Linked DNA regions of Homo sapiens: regions 2 and 3 are each linked to region 1. A link is a loop called in an ENCODE intact Hi-C map of the cell type or tissue named here. Cell type or tissue: Caco-2. All regions are shown on one strand.

Region 1 (2,500 bases):
AGTGAGTCACAGTGAGAAATATCCAACTGAAAAAGGAAGTGCTCTACATAGTCTGCCTTGTTTGATGGAAATTCCCAAACATATTTCTCTATTCAGAGAGATTTCCTGATTTATTCTCAGTACTATAACAAAGCAGAATGCACACTCACCTTGGGGGCGGTTTCCCTTTGGCTTCACACTGGATTACAATATTCTCCCGAGGGTCAATAATGTAATCTTTTGGAGACTGTTGGGTGATGGTTGGAGGCTGTACCACTTAATTGTAGAAAAAAAAAAATGTAAAAAAACAAATTATTTAAAATCATAATAGTAGCCATTTTTTCCTGTATCAAAATCACTTACCTTAGACTAAATATGCTTCAAGTATTTTTAGTAATTTCTAGTGTAGCAGCATATACTTCAGTAGATTTTTCTGCTAAAGGTCTGCTAAAACTGTGAAGTCAAGGTTTAACTTTCTTTCGGTAACTATGTGTACTTGCAAAGTCCATTTTCTCACACTAAAAGTTTGGGGAAATAATTATCAATACAAACCTAATATTAAGACAGTTTCTTTTCTGATGTAACAATGAGAAATTCTTTTGATTCCTTTGGTTCAAATGATGTTTTTCAAAGGAATTTAAGTTATGATAAATTTGCATCTTTCTTAAGAAAGAGTAACAGACTTAGGTCATTAGTGTGTGCTCATATAAATCAATATATGTTGGGGACAAATACATTTGAGAAGTTAATATTAAACAGACTGTTAAACTGGAGATGTGACATCTCTTATCAGAGCCAGGAGGTAAGTGAATGAGGAACAAAGATAAAAGAGTCTTATTTAGAAGATAAATGGAATTGAGGAAGTTCTCTGTCCTAGGAGACAGTGTTCCCATTTACTCTTCAAAGTGTTATCTGATCTTTTATTATCAAATCCTATGGGGAAACTGTTCTGACCCAGAACAATCTAATCTGAAGAAACCTGTATCTGGACCACTAATGCTCTTCAAATTGTTCTAAAATCACCATGTCCTTCTTCTTGTGAGATCAGAATTAGTGTTATGACAGGAAGTGACTAAAGAATAATTTTTTACAACCTGTTTTTTCTTACTCAGTGCAGCAAAATGGCTTGACTAGGAAGGCACAAAGCAGAGACCTAAACTCTCTCAACTGGCTCCTGGTAAGAAGCCACTGCTTGCACAACTCCATGGAGAGCTGTTTACACAGACCAGTGGTTCTCTACCAGAGGCAATTTGTTTCCACCCTTCCAGGGACATTTGGCCATATCTGGAGGCCATTTCAATGGTCTCGACTGGGGTGGTAGTGATAGTGGTATCTCGTAGATAGAGGCCAGGGATGTTGCTAAACATCTAACAACGTACAGGACAATTCCACACAACAAAGACTTATCTGGTCTCAAACATCCATAGTGCTGAGGCTGAAAAGTTCTGAGGCAGACGACAATGTGCTTGGCACCCCTGGAGCTGTGCAATGCAGTGGCCATACCACAGCACCTTTCCTCTGCATCTGGGAAATTCCCCCAAGGCCCTCTCTTGGATTCTCACTGTTCTTTCCTTTCCTGCTGCATTTGACATTCTGGCTCATTTAAGTTTTTCATCTTCTGGATCTTCCCTTTCCTCTCTGCCCATACCTCTGCTTCCTTTGTGAAACTTCTTCCACTTGCCAACCAAACATTTCTCAAAGCTCAGTAACTGCCCACTGTTCTTGTCTCTCTTGTGGTTAATTGTTGCTAGAGCTAAATGTATCACCTCCACATCTTCAGTCTTATAAATCTATAAACCCGGTTGCGTCCTCTTCTCTTGTCTTCTAGTCTTATTGCCATCCACAAGACATCTTTTACTAAATATTCAAATAACAGCTAAAGTACAAATCAAAAGCTAGCCTCATTACTGTCATCATTTATTGTGTACTATTATATGCAGGGTACTGGGCAGTGTCAGTTTCCCTTCCCTTTGGAATATCCCATCCCCCTCCTTGTCTTTCCAGCTGCCCTTCCCCCCTCCGTCATCCATATGGAATCCTCATTTTTCTAGCCTTGTCAGTTTCCAAGGTGGCCTGATTGTTAAGCACTAGTCTGTTTCTTACTAGCTGTGAGATTTCAAGCCAATTTCTTAACTTCTATAAGTCCTAGTTTCCTGAGAGGGAAAATAAAGTTTAAAAGTAGTATTACCACCTAGGATAGCTAGCAGGATTAAGAAAATAATTACTATAAAATTCTCAGTGTATACCAATGTTATAATGGTTCAATAACATCAGCTATTTTAAAATTATTATCATAATCATTTTTTATTTGGACCAGATTCACCTCTGAATGATCCTTCAGGCTCTGGGAGTATATAGAATTTGGGATAATGGAAGGAAGCCTGGAATTCCACATCCAAGGAATAGTGGCCATAGGGAGTGGGGGAGGGGATTCTTAGGAGTGACTCAGTTCAATTCCTTGTGCTTTTCTGGGAGTGACACAGGTGCAAATCTGGTGGCTTCAGAGGCAGAGCTTCTATTC
Region 2 (2,500 bases), 110 kb after region 1:
TGGTGACACACTCTGGAAAGGAATAAGCATTAGGACCATAGAGGACGCTCTACGACTAATGCTCGTCGGAAAATGACTAGAGGTGCTGGCATCCCTATGTTCTTTTTTCAGATGGGAAATGTTCCCCCTCAAGGCAAAAACACCCCTAAGATGTATTCTGGACAATTGGGACCAATTTGACCCTCAGACTCTAAGAAAGAAACGACTTATATTCTTCTGCATTACCTCCTGGCCACAATATCCTCTTCAAGGGGGAGAAACCTGGCCTCCTGAGGGAAGTATAAATTATAACACTATCTTACAGCTAGACCTCTTTTGTAGAAAAGAAGGCAAATGGAGTGAAGTGCCATATGTACAAACTTTCTTTTCATTAAGAGACAACTCGCAATTATGTAAAAAGTGTGATTTATGCCCTACAGGAAGCTCTCAGAGTCTACCTCCCTACCCCGGCATCCCCCTGACTCCTTCTCCAACTAATAAGCAACCCCCTTCAACCCAAATGGTCCAAAAGGAGATAGACAAAGGGGTAAATAATGAACCAAAGAGTGCCAATATTCCCCGTTTATGCCCCCTCCAAGCAGTGGGAGGAGGAGAATTCGGCCCAGCCAGAGTGCATGTACCTTTTTCTCTCTCAGACTTGAAGCAAATTAAAATAGACCTAGGTCAATTCTCAGATAACCCTGATGGCTATATTGATGTTTACAAGGGTTAGGACAATCTGATCTGACATGGAGAGATGTAATGTTACTGCTAAATCAGACACTAACCCCAAATGAGAGAAGTGCCACCATAACTGCAGCCCGAGAGTTTGGCGATCTCTGGTATCTCAGTCAGGTCAATGACAGGATGACAACAGAGGAAAGAGAACGATTGCCCACAGGCCAGCAGGAAGTTCCCAGTGTACACCCTCACTGGGACACAGAATCAAAACACGGAGATTGGTGCCGCAGACATTTGCTAACTTGCATGCTAGAAGGACTAAGGAAAACTAGGAAAAAGCCCATGAATTATTCAATGATGTCCACTATAACACAGGGTAAGGAAGAAAATCCTACCGCCTTTCTGGAGAGACTAAGGGAGGCCTTGAGAAAGCATACCTCTCTGTCACCTGACTCTATTGAAGGCCAACTAATCTTAAAGGATAAGTTTATCACTCAGTCAGCTACAGACATCAGAAAAAACTTCAAAAACTTAGAAACCCTATTGAACTTGGCAACCTTGGTTTTTCATAATAGAGATAAGGAGAAGCAGGCAGAACAAGACAAACGGGATTTAAAAAAGGCTACCGCTTTAGTTATGGCCCTCAGGCAAGCAGACTTTGGAGGCTCTGGAACACGGAAAGGCTGGGCAAATCCAATGCCTAATAGGGCTTGCTTCCAGTGTGGTCTACAAGGACACTTTAAAAAGATTGTCCAAATACAAATAAGCCACCCCCTCATCCATGCCCCTTATGTCAAAGGAATCAATGGAAGGCCCACTGCCCCAGGGGACAAAGGTCCTCTGAGTCAGAAGCCACTAACCAGATGATCCGGCAGCAGGACTGAGGGTGCCTGGGGCAAGCGCCAGCCCAACCCATCACCCTCACAGAGCCCCGGGTATGCTTGACCATTGAGGGCCAGGAGGTTAACTGTTTCCTGGACACTGGCTCGGCCTTCTCAGTCTTACTCTCCTGTCCCGGACAACTGTCTTCCACATCTGTCACTATCCGAGGGGTCCTAGGACAGCCAGTCACTTGATACTTCTCCCAGCCACTAAGTTGTGACTGGGGAACTTTACTCTTTCACATGCTTTTCTAATTATGCCTGAAAGCCCCACTCCCTTGTTAGGGAGAGACATTCTAGCAAAAGCAGGGGCCATTATACACCTGAACATAGGAGAAGGAACAACCGTTTGTGGTCCCTTGCTTGAGGAAGGAATTAATCCTGAAGTCTGGGCAACAGAAGGACAATATGGATGAGCAAAAAATGCCCATCCTGTTCAAATTAAACTAAAGGATTCTGTCCCCTTTCCCTACCAAAGGCAGTACCCCCTTAGACCCGAGGCCCAACAAAGACTCAATAAAATTAAGGAACTAAAAGCCCAAGGCTTAGTAAAACCATTCAATAGTCCCTCCAATACTCCAATTCTAGGAGTACAGAAACCCAATGGACAGTGGAGGTTAGTGCAAGATCTCAGGATTATCAGTGAGGCCGTTGTCCCTCTATACCCAGCTGTACCTAACCCTTATACTCTGCTTTCCCAAATACCATAGGAAGCAGAGTGGTTTATAATCCTGGACCTTAAGGATGCCTTTTTCTGCATCCCTGTACATCCTGACTCTCGATTCTTTTTTGCCTTTGAAGATCCTTCGAACCCAACGTCTCAACTCACTTGGACTGTTTTACCCCAAGGGTTCAGGGATAGCCCCCATCTATTTGGCCAGACATTAGCCCAAGACTTGAGCCAGTTCTCATACCTGGACACTCTTGTCCTTCAGTAAGTGAATGATTTACTTTCAGCT
Region 3 (2,500 bases), 120 kb after region 1:
AGACATGTCATGGGGATGCAGAGTGGAAAGGCTCATTGTTTTCTCTCTCCTATCTTCAGTAAATGCACCTCCATTGGTGATTAAATTAGGCTTAAGTATTTCTAACAAAAACAGTTTCTCTAGTTGGGTTTTCCCCTCCATCTGCTAAGGTGGTCTATTTGGAGAGGGAAAGAATAAAGCTAAAAACATTACTCCTTTGGCCATCAAGGCCTCCCGCTTCACCTTAAATAGACTACATATGGTAGGGAGGGTGGGGAAGCCCTTTCATCCCTACGGATTGGCTTGTCCTGACAATGTGTAAAATCTCAGGGAAGAATCTTGTGATTGAAATCTTCATAAGCCAAAGCTAAAAACCACAAATGTTCCCTTTCCCCTCAAATGGTCTTTAGCTACACTTGCTTTTTAAGGGCTTAAAGCTTCTTGCTGGCTAGCTGGCGGCTCACACCTGTATTTCCAGTACTGTGAGAGGCCAAGGCAGGAGGATCACTCGAGCCCAGGAGTTCAAGAGCAGCCTGGGCAACATGGTGAAACCCCCTCTCTACAAAAAAAAAAAAAAAAAAGGCCTGACAGTGCATGCCTGTAGTCCCAGCTACTCGGGAGGCTAAGGTGGGAGGATTGCTTGAGCCAGGGAGGTCGAGGCTGCAGTGAGCCGTGGTTATACCACTGCACTCTAGCCTGGGTGGCAGAGCAAGACCTTGTCTCAAAACAAAAACCAAAAAACCCCCAAAACTTCCTGCCACTGTCCCAGTATTCCTACGTATTTTTTTTTTTCTTTTTAAAGAGAGGTAGGGAGATGTTGGTGATAGGTTGGTAGGTTTCATACAGAAGCTTCGCCAATGTCAGGTGATGTCTAATGCATTCACACACAGATTCCCATGACTGGTAATGCACAGAGCTCCTCCTGAAAGCTTGCATCTCTGAAGCCTGAGCCAGGCTTTCAAGTACAATAACTGCATAACTGCTGGCGCTCTGCTGCTTCAGCCCCAGCGTATGCCCTGAACACTGTAAGTCACTCCCTCCTGTCAAGGGGAGTTTGTTTACCCTATTAGCAAAACGAACTGAGTACTGCCTCTGGGTATGTGAATGCGGCAGATGTCTGGTCAGGAATTCTGCCTGAGGCCAAAGTCTAAAGGCACTGCCAGATGAGGACATCACAAAACTCCCAGCAGTTAAAGGGCTGTAGCAGGGGAAATGACTTAACAGATTGCATGAAATTGTTTAAGAATCATTCTAGGGGTTGTCATGCTTTTCAGATTTGCATAGATATGTCTATAAGCTCAGGACCTGGCTGACAACCACCAGAGTTATACTCACCTCCTACCATATTTTGTCTAGTTCATTACACCTTTTATCCTAGCCTTACAAGTAGGATGTAGGCTATTTTAGAGTTTTTGAAATGGCTTTCTTTTACCAATATTCCCTCCCCATTGCCCCACACCTTCCAATCCATCAATCTATTCATCCATTCATCCATCCATCCATTTAATCAATGCTTATCTAGGTCCTATGGGAGACAGAAATGAAGCAGATGTAAGTCTTGCCTTTAATGTAACCGAAGTGGGAATCAGATGTTCATAAACAGTGCTTGGCACATTGTGAGCACTATAAACATAGCAACATAGATAATTACAATAAAACTAGGAGAAAGTCAAGAGTCCCATAAAAGAAACACAAAAGCTACCAGGACAGGTGTTTGAGAGAAGGAGGGTGACCTCTGATATGATACTTGAAGGAAGATCATTTTGACACTTGGTGATTGGCAATGGGAGATGGGAAGACATTCCTAACTAAAGAAAAGTGAAAGAAAACACAGAAGTGGAAAAATATGGAACACGTGTGAGAAAGAAAATCTCATTTTTCTGGAACACAGGGCATAGAAGCGAAATAACAAGAGAAACTTGGAAAGGTATCTAGGTCTCAGATTTTCAAAGACCCCTGAATGAACAAGTTAGGGAATTTGAGCTGAAGGCAATGGTTAGCAACCAAAATTTTTTTATTTTCGACCTAAAAAAAATGGAGGTATAATTCCAAACAGAAAAATGTACAGATCTTCAGTGTCCAGTTTGATGAGCTGTGACAAATGTCTGTTACCATGTAGCTCCAATCAAGATATAGAACATTTCTATCACTCTAGAAAATTCCTTCTTGCCTCATTCAAATCTGCTCCCCTCCCATTCTCCAGTGGCAACCGAGGTTCTGAATTTCATTCCTATAGATGAGTTTTGTCTGTTCTTGAACTTCATAACAATGCTATCATATAACATGTGCTCTTGTTTCTAGCTGCTTTCGCTCAACATGGTTTTTAGATTCATCCATGTTCCAGATGTTTTAAGCAGGAAAAATAATATGATTATAACTGTACTTTGGATGATTAATCTGCTCTATTGTATGGAGGCCTTTGAAAATGTAAATGTAATTTCAGCAGCATATTTCAGGGAAGTGGTTATCTGTAGAAATGTACAAAGAGATTGGATTCAGACAATAGTGGAGTAGGTAGAAG

The links. A loop is a pair of places that touch in the nucleus more often than their neighbours do. Peaks named below come from ENCODE experiments on the same cell type or tissue, not always from the same donor. Only the 100,000 strongest peaks of a DNase experiment are listed, where the experiment ranks them.
Region 2: a loop joins it to region 1, with 9 times the contacts of the local background. A loop is called at or near these places in 3 of 110 quality-filtered maps.
Region 3: it touches region 1 in a loop (4-fold over the local background); 3 of 110 quality-filtered maps call a loop at or near these places.

The regions. Positions count from the first base shown.
Region 1 is chr7:108,234,434-108,236,933 of GRCh38, forward strand. NRCAM (neuronal cell adhesion molecule) reads right to left here. Exons shown (of 33, transcript NM_001037132.4): 6 at 150-255. Among named protein-coding and RNA genes, the nearest start is that of LAMB4, 110 kb to the left of the region's middle. In Caco-2, no CTCF peak of the experiment used is centred here; DNase peaks (open chromatin) are centred at 1,208 and 2,498.
Region 2 is chr7:108,339,691-108,342,190 of GRCh38, forward strand. All of the region lies in intron 2 of NRCAM (neuronal cell adhesion molecule), which reads right to left. Among named protein-coding and RNA genes, the nearest start is that of NRCAM, 120 kb to the right of the region's middle. In Caco-2, no CTCF peak of the experiment used is centred here; DNase peaks (open chromatin) are centred at 911 and 1,441.
Region 3 is chr7:108,357,703-108,360,202 of GRCh38, forward strand. The region is part of intron 2 of NRCAM (neuronal cell adhesion molecule); the gene reads right to left. Among named protein-coding and RNA genes, the nearest start is that of NRCAM, 97 kb to the right of the region's middle. In Caco-2, no CTCF peak of the experiment used is centred here; a DNase peak (open chromatin) is centred at 1,069.